Regions from separate parts of the Homo sapiens genome. Here region 2 is linked to region 1. Evidence: chromatin loops called from intact Hi-C (ENCODE). Cell type or tissue: ascending aorta. All regions are shown on one strand. Each heading gives the region's core, and the rest is flanking DNA. Links, peaks and the distances in the headings are about the cores only. Region 1 has its middle 55 kb from the start of LINC02511. Region 2 has its middle 150 kb from the start of PCDH18.

Region 1 (9,565 bases), core at 2,187-7,186:
TTCTATTTTTAGCTTTTTAACCTCTGTACTGTTTTCCAAATTGGCTGTACTAATTTACAATATTCCCAGGAGTGTGCAGGGTTTTCTGTTCTCCATATCTCATCAACACTTATTATCTTTTGTCTTTTTAATAATAGCTCTGCTAACAGGTATGAGGTAATATGTCATTGTGGTTTTACATCTCTCTGGTGATTAGAGATGTTGATGATTTAAAAATACATCTGTTGGCAATTTGTATGTCTTTTTTGAGGAATATCTATTCAGTCCTTTGCTCATTTTAAAAATAAGGTTATTTTGTAGTAGTTTGAGTTCCTTGTATATTTTAGATATTTGCCTCTTACCTGATGTATGATTTCCAAATATTTTTTCAATCTATGAGTTGTCTCTTCACTTTATTAATTTTTTTTGCTATGCAGAAGTTTTTTTAGTTCAATGCAATCCCATTTGTCTACGTTTGATTTTGTTGCTTGTGCTTTTGGTGTCTTATCCAATAAGGCACAATCTCATGGAGATTTTCCTCTATGTTTTCTTCTATTAGTTTTACAGTTTCAGGTTTTATATTTAAGAATTTGATTAATTTCTAGTTGATTTTTGTACATAGTGTAAGATAAAGCTCTACTTTTATTCTTCTGCATGTGGATATCCAGTTTTCCCATCACAGTTTATTGAAGAGACTGTTCTTTCTGAATTGAGTGTTCATGCACCATTCTCAAAATTCAATTGACCATAGATGTGTGGTTTATTGCTAGGGTCTTTATCCTATTCCATGGGTTGATGTGTCTGTTTTTAATGCCAGTACCATGCTGTTTTGATTACCATACCTTTGTAATATACTTTGAAATCTGTTTGTGTGTTGTCTCCAGCTTTGTTCTTTTTCAATCTTTGCTCAAGATTTTTATGGCTATTCAGGATGTTTTGTGGTTTCATAAAAATTATTGGATTTTTTTTTCTATTTTTATGAAAAATGATACTGGAATTTTGATAGGGATTGTATTAAATCTATAGACCACTCTGTGTGATGTGGACATTTTAATAATGTTAGTTCTTCCAATCCGTTAACATGGAATATTTTTTCATTAATTTATATTATCTTTAATTTCTTTCATCAATGTTTTATAGTTGTATAGATATCTTTCACTTCCTTGGTTAAATTTATTCCTGAGTAGTTTTTTTTTTGATGCTATTATAAATGAGACTGTTTGCAGAGGCTGGAACAGTTTTGAAGTTAATGCTGGAGTATGCCAGAGGGCACAACCAGTGAGCTTTGGCAGCAACCACATGGTGCTAATTCTGTAGGCACAGGATACAGAAGTTCTGGAGGGCTGGCCTTCTCCCCTAGATTTCAAAGGATGTCTCCAGAAGCCTCCCAGGGAGAGAACTGCTGCAGGGGCAGAACCACCACAGTCTCTGGTTAGGCAAGGCTGTATAGTAACCATGGGGGATGGGCTGCCTCAAGAGCCCTTACTGTAGAGCCACAGCATGTAACACCAGCTTGGGAGGGCCACGATCTCCTAATTGCAACCTGTAAGAGAAGCATGATCAATGCCCATCAAAGCTGTAGGAGTAAGGCCATCAGGAGCGTTGAGGACTCACCCCTTACTTCAGTGCCTGTGGACAGTAGGACATGGAGTAAAAGATTATTCTCAAGCCTTGAGATTTAATGTTGCCCTGTTGGGTTCTCAACTTACTTGGGACCTGTTGTCCCTTTATTCTTTTTTATTTCCCCTTTTTGGAATGGCAATATCTGACCTATATCTGTCCCACAATTATATTGTGGACATAACTTGTTTGATTTCACAAGATTACAGTGGGAGAATTTGTTTCAGGATGAATTGTACCTAAAGTTTCACCCATATGTTGTTTAGGTAAGACTTACGTCTTAGACTTTACAGTTGGTGCTGGAATGAGTTAAGACTTTTTGGTACCATTGGGATGGAATGTATGTATTTTGTTTGTGAGAAGGATGTAAAGTTTGGGGGCCAGAAGTAGAATGCTATGGCCTAAATATGTCCCCCAAATTTTATATGTTGGAAACTAAATCCCCGATGTACTAATGTTGAAAGGTGGGGCCTTTCTGGAAGTGTTTATGTCATGAGGGCCCTTCCGTTGTGAATGAATTAATGCCATTATAAAAGGGCTTGACAGAGGAGGTTCACCCCTTTTTGCTCTCTATCTTCTGTCATGGAGGGACATACCATTCCTCCCCTCTCACAAACACAGCATGCAACTCATCATTTTGGAAGGAGAGAGCAGTCCTTTCCAGACACTGGATATGTTGGCACCTTAATCTTAGACTTCCCAGCCTCCAGAAATGTGAGAAAATAAATTTCTGTTTTATGTAAATTATCCAGTCTCAGGTGTTTTGTTATAGAAGCATAAATGGACTAAGACATGCAAATACTTCACAGATACATAAAATATGAGATATTGAAGAGAGAAATCACAGAAAAATAAATTCAAATGTTTTCAAAAAATAATTTTTGTGAGTCTTCAAACTTACTCGTGAGACATGCAAATTAGAAATAAAGCAAGATTTATTTTTTATATTTATGATTAACAAACATGCAAAATGATGAGAAAATATTCTTTCCCAAACTAAGGAGAAACAGGTTCTTTCATACATAGATGGTGGGAGAAAAAATGGTGTACTTCTAATGAAACAAGTTTTAGCAATATCTCTAAATAAATGCTTCTAGCCTATGAACAACACATCTCACTGGGAATTTATCTTACATATGTTTCTGCATAGATTGGATAAAGTATTGCATAAAGTAATACATTGAAATATAGTCTGTAACACCAAGAAAGTGGGAACAACCCAAGTATTTATTAATAAAGGACTACTAAAATAAACTATAATACCATTATCATAAAGCAGAAAAAGATAATAAGATAACTTTCTATATTATAATATTAAAGAGCTCAAGATACATATGATGAAAAAGCCAATCTTTAGAATACTGTATAGAGTAAGTTTTATTTTTTGGAAGAAAGAGGAAAGTAATTGTATACAATTATAATTGCATAAAGCCACCTTGGAGTGATGCATCCAAAAGTAATGACAGTGGTTACCTCAAAAGCATTGAGGTGGGCTAAATTAGGCTGACAGTGATGGGTAGGCCTTCAACATGTTCTTTAAAATTGTATGCCTCTTGCATTTTGAACTATATGAATATATTACATATCCTAAATGAATGCAAATGGAAAATATATAAAAATTTAAAAGGCAGTTAGTCAAAATATTATATTCATAGCATTTTTGTTGCTGAAATAGTCCCAAACCCCTTTTTTTTAACTGATGAAAGAACATACTGAGGCATATGGCTTTGTCAAGTTCACAAAGAGATTTTCAGAACAAATTAGACCTGCAGTAATATACATTGTTAACATCTGGCTAATGTTCCGGTGAGTCTTTCTAAGACACATCCTCAAGTTCAGTCTTCACAATGGAGGCTGCACATTGTCAGGGAAATATGTATATCCAGGTTGAGAGTCAAAATGGAAGTGCATTTGCCTTCTTGCTCAGATTATCATATGTTACAAATAAATGTGATAGGTCAAGATAAAACCCATAAAGTTGATCTACAAGGACCAACTAACAAACAAAATTAAAGGAGGTGTGCAACATGTGGAAATGTTCCTCATAAGTATCTATGGTACATCTGTGAATGGAAACAAAATCGTATGCTCTTAGGTGTGCTTATCGAGATAGGAAATAGACATGAGTAATTTGCTTGTAAGGTGAGATTGTGCTATCTTAAATGCAGCAGAAATGTTACAATTGAACATTATCAATAAAGTGAATAAAAAAGTTTCTCTTTCATCAAATCTTCTAGGCTCTAGAGTTGAAGTTTTAAAAAATGAATGTTAACTTTATATTATAAAATATTATCTGTTGACTTTCACAAAGTTTTTAAATTATTAGTTTATATTTTTCCAAGTTACTCTAGTATTATATTGAAAATCTCTTAATAGCATGTTTTCATGATCTCTGAATGTCATAAAGAGTTGTAGTTTTTTCATGTTTCTATAATATATATTTAACTGTCACCATAATTGCAAGTTTTTAATCTTAAACTAAAATTTTGTTCATTATGCTACAATGAATCAAGGAATAACATGAATGAACAGACACAAAATATTCTTTTTCTGTTTTTAATCTTCATCTTAAAGTATAATTTCTATGAAACAGCAGAGTTTACAAGGGATTAAATTAATATGGAAAGCTTTAAATCAAGACCTATTATCTATATTCATAGTGTTTAGGAATATAAGACTTTAGAATTAATCCTGGATTTTTGTTTCTCTTTTCCATTACTCTCCTATGGTATGTAATGCAATGTTTTGTTTTGTTTTGTTTTGTTGCTGAAAAAGGCATTAAAAACTCCCACTGGGAGCTGAAAAATATAACAGTGGTTTTCCAAAATGTAGATCGAGGAAAATTAGTTTGTTTCATATTTTTTTTTTGCACCATGCTCTGGGGTCTTTTGATCACCTATTATTTATCCTGCTGGTGAGGAAGATATCGTCTCCTTTACCTAATATGAAAAAAAAAACAAATATATGATGACCAATATTGCACAAATGAAATCAAACAAGTTTATTGTTAAAACATACCCATAGCTCCAGAGTAGTATCAGGCATGACACAAGGCCATGCAGAGGGTGCACAGGGGACAAAGCTGAACAAGCAAGGGCTGTGGGAGGCAGGCTTGGTAGTAATGAGAGGGTGAAGTACCTGAGAAAGATACGAACTTGTTCTAATAACTTGTTTGAGGTGGCAGGCATAAAAAACCTGTTAGGTTGAGGACCAGATGGCGAGCAGCTGCCTCACCTGATCCAACTAGCTGGGTCAGAGTATGTCTGTTGAGAGCAAGGAGACTCACCTTTAGGCCTTTTGTGCCCCACAAGGTTCAACAATGTGAAAGCAGCGGCATGTGAAATTGTAGGCTTATAATACTTAAGATTGTAGTCTAAAATATTATAGTAGTCCTCCCTTATCCATTGATTCACTTTCCGTGATTTCAGTTACCCACAGTCAACCAGGGTCCAAAAATATTACATGGAAAATTCCAGAAATAATTCATAAGCTTTAAATAGTGTGCCATTATGAGTAATATGATAAAATCTCACACCATCTCACTTGGTTCCACCCATAACATGAATCATCACTTTGTCCAGTGTATCCAAGCTGCACACACTACCCACTTAGTATCCCTCTGGGGTATGATATTAACTGTTGCGGTATCACAGTGTTTTTGTGCAATTAACTCTTTACTTAATAATGGTGCCAAAGTGCAAGAGTAGTGATGCTGGCATATTGTTATAAATGTTCTACTGTATTTTTAGTCATTGTTGTTAATCTTTTACTGTTCCTAATGTAGAAATTAAACTTTATCATAAATATCAATATATAGGAAAACATATAGTGTATGTATAAGCTTTGGCACTAGCACAGTATTAGGCATCTACTGGGAGTCTTGGAACAAATATATTTCCATTTCTCCCTGTATTAGTCAGGGTTCTCTAAAAGGACAGAACTAATAGGATAGATGTATGTATGAAGGGGGGTTTATTAGGAGAATTGACTCACACAATCACTAAGTGAAGTCCCACAACAGGTCACCTGCAAGCTGAGGAGCCAGGAAGCCAGTCCAAGTCCCAAAACCACAAAAGAAGGGAAGCTGATAATGCAGCCTTCAGTCCGTGGCTGAAGCCTGAGAGCCCCTGGCAAATCACTGCTGTAAGTCCAAGAGTCCAAAAACAGAAGAACTTGGAGTCTGATGTTCCAGAGCAGGAAGCATCCAGCATGGGAGAAAGACAGAGGCCGGAAGACTCAGCCAGCCTCGTCCTTCCAGGTTCTTCTGCCTGCTTTTCTCCTAACTACTCTGGCAGCTGTTAGATGGTGCCCACCCAGATTGAGGGTAGGTCTGCCTCTCCCAGTCCACAAACTCAAATGTTAATCTCTTTTGGCAGCACCCTCACAAACACATCCAGAAACAATACTTTGCAGCCTTCAATTGGATCAAGTTGATACTCAATATCAACCATCACACCCCCTATAATGGGGTACTATTGTTTACTTCTCATGAGAGAAGTTTCCTATTTGCTTTTTGTTTGCTTTTGTTCTTCCGTAGACTAAATTTTCTTGTCTCCCTGAAAGCTCAAGAGATACATCATTCTTTTATGTGAAATGTTCAATATTGCACAATTAAAATCTTATATAGCACCCCCAGCAACTGAAATAGCTAAAAGGATGGACTGCGGATTTAACAACAAAAAGATTATATTGATATGTAAAAATTTTAAGGCATATGTATAATTTTATGGAGCATTCTATTGTGATGATTTTATTCTCCATAAAATATAAAGAGGTAATAGGCCATGTGTTAAAATGAAAAGAGAACACAGAAACTAGTGTAGGAAACCCGAGTTCCAATCCTGGTTCTTTTGGAAGTAATTTAATAGTTCCAGTCATCGGTTTCTCCAGTAAAAAATAATAATGGTGAAACAAGATGAATTTTATTTTCCTCCTTTCTCCAAGATTATTTTAATCTAAGTTCACATGTTTTAAAAATATTTGCACAGTATCTGTGCATATTTTGTTTTTAGTTCTGTAAAAACATGGCCCAAGGATGATGAAACAGACCGCTATCAAAAGATAATGGTGTCTGCCTGTAATCCCAGCACTTTGGGAGGCCAAGGCAGGTGAATTACCTGAGGTCAGGAGTTCGAGACCAGCCTGGACAACATGGTGGTGAAACCCCATCTCTACTAAAAATACAAAAATTAGCCAGGCGTGGTGGCATAAGCCTATAATCCCAGCTACTCCAGAGGCTGAGGCAGGAGAATCGCTTGAACCTGGGGGATGGAGGTTGCAGTGAGTGGCGATTGTGCCACTGAACTCCAGCCTGAGTGACAGAGCGAGACTCCATCTCAAAAAAAAAAAAAAAAAAAAGATAATGGTGTTGATCAGCTGATACAGAAAGGGAGAGAGGTTAAGAGCAAATGCTTCCAGTAAAACATTTTACTGATGTTTACCTTGTTGATTATGCACTGACTCATTGATTTATATTGTAACATTGCAGCCACTGTAATAATTAATATATGGTATTTACAAAGACATCAACATTAAAAGACAGCTATAATTATATAATATTCATGTTAATAAAAGTTGTTGAGATAAAGTGTAGCCGCTGCTGTTTAAGAGAATTTGCGCCATTATGAGAAGATATTTTGAAGAAAAGCATCTGCTTTCCATTGCAGAGATTATATTTATTCTTTTAGAATGTATTGAACACAAGATTGGGTGAAAATGAGTTAACTACAACAACAAAAATGAAGGGGAAGCAGTTGCCCTGTTTTCTTTTCCCTTAGTACTTCTGGGAAATGCAAACACAAAGAGAAAGATCTAGCTTTGGTAGAAAGGACAAGGGAATAAAAATGAAACTCAAAACTACTGCAGACGAAAGAGTAGAGTGTATGAACATTCCTTTTCCTATGTAGGTTTGGGGAGACTATTATTTTGTTGTTGTAGAGTGTGAGGTGTGTGATACAGTTGTGTTGTTGTTAGTGGATTCTTGAGGCATTATATGTTAATCTCTGTTCTCCATTTTTTCCCCTCTCACCTGTTGAAAATGTTTGTTTGTAGGCGATTTTGTGTTTTGAAATGGTTGAAGAAACTAAGTGGGGCTGATGGTAGAAGAAGAAAAGTTTAGAATTGGCCTGAAGTTTAGTTGTGAGTAACGATAAAAGTAATGAAATAATAAAAGTAATGAAAAAGCGCTTTTTATCTTTTTCTAAATTGCCCAACCACTTTTATTGGAATAGGACAAATAGGAATGAAGTGGGAGAACTTTTCTGTCCAGGAATGTCACGGATTTGTCTGAACCTTCCCTTTTATTCATCTTTCTGGATGCCACTCCTGTGGCTAGACAAAGTAGGTTAGGGATCCAGAACCTTGCCAACAGTATATCCAAACTAAACTGTGAAGTAAATACGTTTTATAAAATCAGCTGCAACTGAGCTTTCATGTTGACAGCATCATCAAATGTTTTATATAATCTAAGTCTATGGACTATTGAATGAAATTGATTTTTTAAAGTTTTTATGCTTTTTCAACTTTCTCTGAGAAGTCTTCTCAGAGGAGTCTTCTATATGTTCTTTATTTTAGTACATTATTTTGCTATTGATTGTTAGAATTACGATAGACCCCCCCACACACACACATTTCACTAGCAGCAAGCAATATGAAATTAGTGATCAGGTTGTTCATCTGTGTTATCCCAGTGTGGAGTAGAATGATGAAACATAAAAAGCAAGCAGTAGTCAGTTTCGTTCTTAACCCCTCTTTCGACTGCTTCTCGTAGCACCCACACCTTTATTATCCACTTGTCAAAATTTTACCAATCCTTAAAGTCTTATCTGAAATACAATCTTCTGTAAAGTATTCATTTTTACTTTGCATCTTAATCAAGACATTACTTTCCCTCTGCAACCAATAGCATTTTGTGTTTCTTGTACTGCTCATCTTATTGTTTCTAGAATTAAAATTGTGCATGTATGCTTTATCACTAGTAATAAATCCAGACAATTTATTCCCTTAGAAATATTTGTTGAATGCTTACTAGGGACCTGTTTTAGTTTATTTAATTACATCTTTGAACAAAATGAACAAGATATTTTGCTTTATGGAGTTTATATTCTAATTGATATAGACAAATAAGTAAAAGTAAAACAGTGTGAGAGATATGGCAGTGACAGGGGTTGGGGTTGCAGAGTAAAATACAATGACCTGGATAGGATATGTTGAGAAAGTAAAGACTCGATTATTAGGGTTAGCTTTATGGATTTTTGGGGTTGGGGAAATTAAGAAGCTTGTTCCAGGCAGAGGAGACATCGAGTGCAATGAATGCCCTAATCCCAAAGCAGGATTAAGGTAAGTAAATCAGAACAATGGAGTGGAGCCCAGTGTAACTGGAGGCAGTCTTGTTTGGAAGATTGCAGTGCGGTAGATGATGACTTTGAATGATAATGAGGGGCTAGATCATAAGAGGCTTTTATAAGCCCTTTAAAGAATTTTACCTTTTCCTCTGGGTAAAATAAGAAGACATTGCAGGATTTTTAGCAGAAGAGTGACATGATTTGGCTTGTCTTAAAGGGATCTCAATGTAATTGTATTGAGAATAGTTGAGAATAGGGCATTAGCAGTGCCAGTGATAGAAGCAGGGAGTCTAGATATCCATTATAGAAGAAAGAATAATATCATCTGAGATGAAAGAGTAGCTGTGGAAGTAGTGGGAACTGGATATATCTCAGGGAACTTTGCAGTGGATAGGTTTGAAGGAGAATATGAGAAGTTCAGTTTCAGAAGTGTTAAGATCCTATGCATATGTTGAGTAGGCATACATGTTTATGCTAAGTATTATTTAAACATAGTCATTTATTTTGCAGGAGCTATCTGTATAACACATGAAAGCATTAGTATATTTTCTTTCTATTTCATATAACCGATATTACTAGATACTAAAAAAGGCTTATGTTCTATTCTAAGGTAGTCAATTTAG
Region 2 (9,565 bases), core at 3,032-8,031, 110 kb before region 1:
CATAAGACCTGAAGCTGTAAAACTGCTAGAAGAAAACGGAAGGGAAAAGCTCCATGGCATTGGTCTGGGCTATAATTTTTTGGATATGATCCCAAAAGCACAGGCAACAAAAAAGAAAAAATAGACTAATTGGATTACATCAAACTAAAAAGTATACACAGTAAAGGAAACAACCAACAGAGTAAAGACCTATGGAATGGTAGAAAACACTTTCAAACCAAACATCTGATAAGGGTTAGTATCCAAAATATAAAAGGAATTCAAACAACTCAATAGCGAGAAAACAAATAACCTGATTTTAAAATGGGCACAGGACTTAACAAGACATCATGGCCAACAGACTTATGAAAGAAATGTTCAATATTACTAATTGTCAGAGAAATGTAAATTAAAATCACAATGAGATACCACCTCACAACCTGTTAGCATGGCTATTATGAAAAAGACTAAAGATAACAAATGTGGGCAAGGATGTAAAGAAAAGGGAACTCTTTTTTACTGTTGGTGGGAATGTAGTTAGTACAATCATTATGGAAAACAGTGTGGAAGTTCCTCAAAAACTAAAAATAGAACTTCCATATGATCCACCAATCCTACTACTGGGTATGTATCCAAAGGAAAAGAAATCAGTGTGTTGAGATATCTGCACTCCCATGTTCATTGAAGCATTGCTCACAATAGCCAACATATGAAAACAACCTAAGTGTCCATCAATAGGTGAATCGATAAAACAAATGTGCTATATATATACAATACAATATTATTCAGCCTTAAGAAAAGAAAATCTGTCAATTATGACAACATGGGTGACCCTATACAACGTTACGTTAAGTGAAGTAAGCCAGGCACTGAAAGACTAATACTACATGATCTCATGTGTATGTGGAATCTAAACATAGAAGCTGAGAGTAGAATGGTGGTTATCAAAGGCTGGAGAATGGGGAATTGGGGAGATTTGGCTAAAGGATACAAAGTTTCAGTAAGACAAAGTATAAATTCAAGAGGTCTATTGTATATCATGGTAACAGTGGTTAGTACATATATTGTACACCAGAAAATTGCTATGAGAATTAATCTTGTGTTCTAACCACAAAAAAGTGTGTGAAGCTTGATTTAGCCATTCCACAATATATACATACATCAAAACATATTGCACACCATAAATATATACAATTTTTGTCAACTTAAAAAAATCAGAAAATTAGTACAAACAAGAAATTATGAAAAAGCAAATTCAGTCATGATTAAACTATTGTATATTGAATATGTATTATGTGGTGATTAGTGTGCTATGAGTAAAATATTAACCAAGCAATGATGACTCTGCCCTCATACATAGAACATTTTGGTGAGAGGAAGAGCAAATTTTTTAAAAAATAAATCCTTGAAGAAGTTTGTAGCAACAAATTATGCTGTAGCTATAGCATGGAGCATGCTGGAATAGTATAGAAAAGAGGGAATACGCCAGTTTAGAGAGTTCTGGGAAGGCATTCCTAAGGAAATTATATTTAACTTCAAAGCTAAAGTATGATGAATTACTTAGGTATATGGGAACATGTGTTCCACATTAATCAATTGACAAAAGAATCTCATGTAGAAGTATCATGTAGCATTATTTATAATTATAGAACAAGAGAAATGAAAAAAAACTGCCATCCGATAATGGAGGACTAATTAGGTAAGTAACGGTACAAATGGCTGATGAAATATCATGAAGTTATTAAAATCATTATAAAATGCATGTTGATATCTATGTTAAGATATTTTAGTGAATATCTATGTTAAATATTCAGTTGATTGGACAAGGCTTACCCACATTATGGAGGGTAATCTGCTTTACTCAAAGTCTACCAATATTTAAATGTTAATCTTATTAAAAAAGAAACATACATAACAATGTTCACCAAATATCTGGACACCGTGACTCAGCCCATTTGACATAGAAAATTAAATCATCACAGATGGTAATTGTGCTACTCCTGTTTCTACTACTAAGTTCTGGACCCATGCATTTTTCCTATCGGTGATTAGTACCCTCTCAATGCATATGCTGTATCCTGAAGGATGTTTTCACAGTGTTGCCTTTGAGCTGCTATATGACCAGTAGATCACGTGGCTATGGTATTATTCCCATACCTCTTATATTATCAAATGAGGCCTCTGGTTGGATATTATGCTGTGTTGATATTATGCGGAGGATCTGTAGGAAAAAGAGGCAAACTGATACACAAAATAAGTAGCTGTCCTTGTGAGAAACAACTACTAACTCTTCCAGAATGGAAGTGGCTCAATGTAATTGGCTATTACGTGAGGATTAATGCCATATTGGTTACTTTAGCATTGGTCTCTATTGCTGACATATTGGGCTTTCAGAAGCAATAGTGGATAGGGATTGGAAAGTGGGAGATTATGCTATTGGACTCAGACAGGCCTTGTCCTGAACACAGTTATTCTGTTAATGTGTCCATCATGCTAGCTCTAGGGTGGCCAATGATGAAGACTGGCTAAAGGCTACTGGCCTACTCATTTGTCTACTTAGTTGTTCAGTGCTTACTTCATGGTGGATTTGTTGTGGCTATCATTATGTGATACACAAGTTTTCACTTTTCATGCCCATTCCATATATGCCTTCACAAGTCTTTAACCCAGACCTGCTTGTCTCTGATTTTCCTGTCCTTTCTCTTCTATGCCCCTGACCAGATGCCCAGGCCATTTGTCACTGACCTTTAATTTCTACTTGGGTCACTTTTTCTCCATGCTAGCTGGATGACCCAGTACACAAATCACATCTCTGCCCATTAGCAATATTTCCTCCCATTCTCTTTCAAGGACATGAAAATTAGCATAGTCTTCAGGAGAAATTGTAAATAAATATTGTTGTATCTAAGTGAATAAAAACTGTTTCTGTTCTTTTCTGGCTGGAATAAAAATAACTATTTAATTAATGATTTATTTATGCTCAATAGCATGTACTTGATGTCTTATTATTCTACTCTAGCAGTGATACAACGTACATCACAGTGCTTGGGATTGGGGCTTGGTTAATCCAGTTACAATCTACATATATTTTACAGAATCCACCTACAAGAGACAGAGTGGTGAATTAAACAAAGACAGGCTAAAGACTACTACTCTGCATCCTTTGCTCCTTTAATGGTAACACTAATCTCCATCATCCCTCATCCCTGGATAAAATACTGTTTTTGATTTAAATTTTGGCTGCTAAGGAAGATGGTAACAGAGCTTTCTACTTAGCCTTGCCTGCTATTGGGTACATAACACTGGGCTCTATTGCTGACACATTGGACTTTCAGAGGAAATAGTGAACAGGGATTGGAAAGTGGGAGACAATGATATTGGATTAAGACAGTCCCTTGTCTTGAACACAGATGTTATTCTGTTAATGTGTCCATCATGCTAGTGGGGTGCCTGCAAAAATTGCAGTAATAAGCTCTGATGCCTTTATCATTGGCCATCATGGGGTGGCCAATGATAAAGACTCGTTAAAGGCTGCTGGCCTAGTCATTTGTCTACTTAGCTGGTGGAATGATTCCAATAAGAATAGATTCTTACTCCACATCCCAGCAGCTGCGTGTGGGGATCATTCTACCTACTAAATATCTCCTGCTGTAACAGGGAAATTTAATGCCAATTTAGGTCTCTGGGTATCAATGTAGACTAGACCCAGGGCTCTGCAAAACATTTGAGTATTTTCCTTTTCACTATACTCATCAGAATAAGTGGTCTTAGGTCCCTCTAGAAAAGAACTAGAGTAATGATTACAATATACATTTGCCATAGTGTGGCGGGACCTTTCTTCCAGACACCTGACCACTTCTTTACTTTGAGAACTGGTCAAATAATGCTGACTTCTTACTGGGACAACTGCCGTCAACCTCCTGTGTCTTCACTCTTGCCTTTTTCTGGTTGTAAATTTTAAGCAGCATCTTTATTGACTAGGTGTCTATTTTCCCATAGAGATGCCATTGCCTAGGAGCCATCTTCAAACACACTATCAGTCAGCAATTTTTGGCTGCTCCTTAAATGTTGATGTGCATACAGTAATTTGGGGCTTCTGGTTTCTGGCAGCTAAACACTGCCATCTGACTCCTGTTACGTCTTGGCACATCATTATCATGGATGTTAAAGAGAAAGCTCTGTGACTGCAGAGGAGGGCCACAACTGTACTTTTTGTGTAATTTTTGTGTAATCCTCTCACCAGCACATTCCTGATGGCCTTGGAAAATGGTATGTGTTTTGGAATCTCACATGGAATATAACATGGTGGTATTATTTGGCCTAATATGATATATTCATTTCAGCATTCCCACTGTACTTGGCCTTTTTATTCCTCCTCCACTATGAGTCACAGCAGCTTGAGCATTTTTATTCAAAATTGCAGTAATAAGCTCTGATGCCTTTTAAGCATTATTGCCATAATATTTTTGAATTGCTGGAATCATTAAATCTGTAAAGCCATTTCTCTGCACAATGTGGCAGGGACTATGTTTCCCATATTCTTCAGGATGACATCCTCTTTGCCTGCCAATTAGTGAGTGACCTATTACCAGACCCTATTTTACCGCCTGTTTTCTGGCACTCCTTGCATTCGTTTGGGTCCTCTGAGAAGCAGATAGCAGACAGGTTTAGACATGTAAGTGATTTATTGGGGAAAATCATCGGAAGGAATATGAAGAGTCAGAAGAGGTTGGGAAACTGCTCAGAACTTGATGTAGGTCTGACTCCTATGGAGGAGATGTTGGAGGAAGGAAAATTGTATAGAAAAGTCTTAGACTATAGTGCAATTCTAAGAAAGTTTCACTGAAGCAGACTGGGGGTTCTCAAGCCAAAGATGCACATTACAGGAGTGCTTGTCCCTAGGAGTAGTAGTCTTGCGTTAGTGAAACCAGTCAAATTTCCTCATAGAATTTATGTCTATGATTTTTTTTATAAACATAGAAATGGACTCTCCCAGTCTTAAAACTTGAGAAAATTGCATTTGCCTTATCAAAGTTCCTTTCTCAGGAAATTGATCATCAGGCCTCCCAGATAGTACCAAGGAACTGAAATTTACCAGATCACTACATCTGGACAATGAAACACCAGACCCCTCGTCCATTATGACTGCCTCACTGACCATTTGCTGCCTGTTGACCAACTCCGCTTCCTTACCTCTCCCTAATTCCTATTTTTCCACATATCGTTAGATTTCTTCACTGCTATATGAACCCCTAATTTAAGTCAGTGGGGGAGATAGAATTGAGACTTACCTCTCAACTCCTTGGCTACAGCATCCAAATAAAGCCTTCTTCCGTGGCAATACTCATTGTCTCTTTGATTGGCTTTATGTGTGATGAGCCACAGGACCTAGACCAAACCCTTGGCATTTTGGTAACATTATTCTTGACATGCCCAGTCACCAGTTGGGAGCAGCCTGTGGGAAGTGTGGCATAATTGCAGTGTTGATTTTCAAAGCACAGCAGCTGAGACCATAGTCAATTTTACTCCCCATAGTCAGAGATTTGAGAGTAGCATATTCTTGACTGCTAGAGTACAGAATGCTTTTCTACCCTTTGGAATGAAGATAAACCCACTTACAGCCATGTGTTAAAAAATCACAGAACTTCTGTTAACTTAAGGTCCTGAATAAGTGCATGGAGGGTGGTATCACCCATTACTATTGACATGAAAAAGAAACAAACTTGTATTATGTTTGTGTAATTATACATTTTAGAATCTTTTTATACCAGAAGGTACTTAGTTTAGTTGATTCTTCTGCTCAACCAACAATTCCTTTTTATATTTTCATTTACCTTTCTTCTATTAACTTCTGCTGACATCTAAATGAGCTCTCATTTTTCAGTACCCCAAGTGATGCCCACTTACTAATCTGCATAATGTGCATTTTTTATTTTATCAGCATTGACCATTCCTTACCCAGAGATTCTCTCTTACCCCAACAGGAAGCATACTTTTGAGACGAAAGTTATTTGAAATTCAAAGTCAAACTGAGCCCAGTTCATTGGTCACCTACTATGATTACTTGATATATAGATATATCTACCTTGTTTCTTTTTTCCTTTTTTTTTTTTTTTTTTTTGAGACAGAGTCTCATTCTGTCACCTGTGCAGTGGTGTGATCTTGGCTCACTGCAATCTCCGCCTCCCAGGTTCTAGCGATTCTCCTTCCTCATCCTCCCAAGTAGCTGGGATTACAGGCGCCCACCACCATGCCTGGCTAATTTTTGTATTTTTAGTAGAGTGGGGGTTTCACCATGTTGGCCAGGCTAGTCTTGAACTTCTGACCTCAGATGATCCACCTACCTCGTCTCCCCAAAGTGCTGGGATTATAGACGTGAGCCACTGTGCCCAGACTACCTTGTTTTGACATCTGCTATTTGTGTATTTCTGAATTTTTTGCATTTGCCTAGTTCTCTGTTTTGACTTGGTAAAACTGTCTATATATTCCTTGACTTTTGTATGTTGGCTATTGTCTTTTTTCCTTACCTAAAGGGGGGTAAATGTCTTCCTCTGATTTCTTACTTCACATCTTCTCTGAAATGCCATGTTGATTTCTTATATGGAGATTGTTGAATCTTCCATTTCTCTCTGCTCTCTTATTTTATGAGCTCTTGGTTCTGGGCCATCTTCTGTATAAGTTGGTTGACGGTTCTAATAGGGAGCCCTATATTGTTTTCTGTTCCTAGTCTGGTTTCCAACTCTGTTTCCACAGCGTGTGAGATTACACAGGACCCCATATTAAGCAAGCTGTTTTTTCTGTCAGGAATATCCTCCAAAATCTTTGTCTTAATTCCAGATGATCTGTTCTTGAACAAACAGTATAAAACAAACAACTTTCATAGCTTCCAATAATTCCTTCTCTTCCTTGAATATTGTTTTATGACTCTTGTATTTAATTGTTCCTATATTGTTTAATATTTTTTCTACACATATCTAATTGGTTATTTTTATGTCATTAAAATATTTTGCAGTAAATAACTTTCTTGACCAAATGAAGCTTTAAATGATCTCAAGTGATTGTAGACTATTAAAAGAAATATAGTTCAAATGATTTTAGTTCTCTCTTGCTTGCTTTCTTTCCTCTTTGCTAACCTCTTTCTCTTTGCTTCTTTTCTGTTCTCCTTATATGTTAAGACAAAGGTGATTTTTTTTTCTTTTTCGTTTTAGTATCTGCAGTACTAGGCTGTAAATATGTACATGTGTGTTTATAAACATTTGTGAATAAACATAGATGAGTGTAGAATTCAGCATTTATTTCAGAACTTATTTTATTTGGATGATATAATATTAAAATGTTTCTAAAAAAACCTTTGTTTACTTGTATGCTTAGCAAACACCTGAAAGAGAGCTGTCTTTTAATTTGTTTCTACTTAAAATATAAATGCTGTCATTCTAAATCATTGTTGAAAATAAAACAGAACAAAAGCTAATACTAAGCCTAGGTCTAAAAAAACAATAAAAATAATCCAAATCACTTTCCAAATGCCTTTCATCACACCCTGCAAGGCACTGAAATAGAGTTTTCTATTCCTGTCACATTCAGTTGCAGGATTTACCAGAAGTGGACCTTGTTCCAGTTAGATGAAGTCAGATTATACTGAAAGCTGCTGATCTGTTTTCAGAAGAATTGTTACAATCCTTGAGAGAAATAGCTTAGAGTAATAGAATTTTAGCAGAAATGAATCTGCTACTAGCTGGGAAAAATTGTTATAGCCCCAGAAACTCGAGATGCCAAACTTGTAATTTTGACCATGGTCTATGAAATTAGGGCATAGAAGGGAAATACATTGAAAGAAAGTTTGTTTTTTTTTTTTTTTAACAGAAACTTAAACCACTGTGAATTTCACCATCTCATTTTTTCCCTAGATAGCCCTCAGAAAACAGTGATTACTAACCACTCAGAAAACATTACTAACCATGGCAATGAACTTCACTTGCATGTCGCTTCATGGTAGTACCTCCTTCTTCCCTGGCTAACCAAACAATTAAAGGAAGACAGGCATTTAGGCTATTCTCTTCCATGAAAGCTGTATCTTGAGGAGCTAATTTTAAAAATTGATGTTTTGTTAAAAACACTAAATTGATTAAGCATCAATCTGAAACAACTGCTGAGGATCAGTCACTAACCTAAAAGTCACTGTAGTTTACCTCAAATTTAAGGATTTATTTCTTAACAAAATTATTTACATTTTAAGGAAGTATATTCAGGTGAAGTTGCTGTAGGCAAGAAAAGGATTTGGGAACCAAAGACAGCATTTGACTATAAATGAGGAAGTGTGTCATTTACACACTACAGCCAACCAAAACATTGTGAGAAATAAAAACTAAAATTCATATCCACAGTTGCACATTAAAAGTATAGTTTTTATGACAGTGGGAAAATGAATCAGAAATTACATATTTTGTGTACATGAATTGCAAATTCAGTCTAATCATCTTGCTAAATTCTGTCTGCTGCTTACTACTAAAGACGTCAATTAAGCAAAATCAAAACAACAAAAAGCAATTAGTAGTTTCTTAAATTGAAGGTTTTTCAAACTAACAAAAGATTGCTGAGCACCCAAAGTTGATCACAAAGCCTAGTGATACAGGAAACTTGTCTCCTCACTCTTTTCTTCCATCCTTTCATTCCAGCAGCTGGCTCCCATGCTCTTTCTGATTATAGTGGCAACTGATAACTTCTCCAGGCCAAACTAGAACATTTTTGACACAATTATTCTGGGTTAACCCAAAATATACAATCTAGCAATATTGTGCTCCAGATTCTTGTCTTCTTTTTACTTTCCCTGAGTTACTGAAACTATCCCCATAAATTTTAAAATTAACCCGGGAAGAAGGGAGGGGGAGAAATGAAAATAAACCAAGCTTGCAGCATGTTCAGCCTTAATCACTAAGCAGCTTGCTCTCTGACCCTCTTCCTCATAGCTGTTTGGTGCCTGTTGCCCCAGAATCACTCAGACCCTATCACAGGATTATGGTTCCCCTTAACTGCTCTGTATATAACAATGTAGACATTGTAAAATGTTGTTTTCCCTTTGAGATATTCCTTCAGGTTCTGGATACCAATGAAACTACTGATGTCAGCTGGTATGAAGGACCCCAGGAGGAGCTGACTTAGCAACTAACGCAGTTTCCACATCCTGATGAGTTCATTTCCCTTATCCTGACCAATCAACAACCCCATTTTTCTAGCACCTCGCCCTCCATTATTTCCTTAAAATCCCCAGCCCAGAACTCCTTGGGAAGACTGATTTTATGGTCTTTTCCATCTCCTCACATGGCCGCTGTGTGTCATTAAACTCCTCCTCTGCTGCAAACCCTTCTGTCTCGGTGTAGTGGTATGTTACTACATAGTGGGCATATGAACTTGGTAGTCCTATAACATTACTGGTTAAGCAAACTTTAAAACTGATTCACCATTTAGGGCTAAAAATTCTAAATATATGCATATTAACAAGATCATAGCTGAAATAGACATGTAATATGGACCTTAGAGGAAATATATAATGTTCAATAGGACATACTTAGATCAAATGACTCATTCT

The links. Peaks named below come from ENCODE experiments on the same cell type or tissue, not always from the same donor. Only the 100,000 strongest peaks of a DNase experiment are listed, where the experiment ranks them.
Region 2: a loop joins it to region 1, with 2.3 times the contacts of the local background. A loop is called at or near these places in 2 of 110 quality-filtered maps.

Annotation. Positions count from the first base shown.
Region 1 is chr4:137,262,814-137,272,378 of GRCh38, reverse strand. No RefSeq gene overlaps it. Among named protein-coding and RNA genes, the nearest start is that of LINC02511, 55 kb to the right of the region's middle. In ascending aorta, for the core only: no CTCF peak of the experiment used is centred there; no DNase peak of the experiment used is centred there; H3K27ac peaks cover 459 bases.
Region 2 is chr4:137,373,676-137,383,240 of GRCh38, reverse strand. No RefSeq gene overlaps it. Among named protein-coding and RNA genes, the nearest start is that of PCDH18, 150 kb to the left of the region's middle. In ascending aorta, for the core only: no CTCF peak of the experiment used is centred there; no DNase peak of the experiment used is centred there; H3K4me3 peaks cover 730 bases; H3K27ac peaks cover 1,518 bases.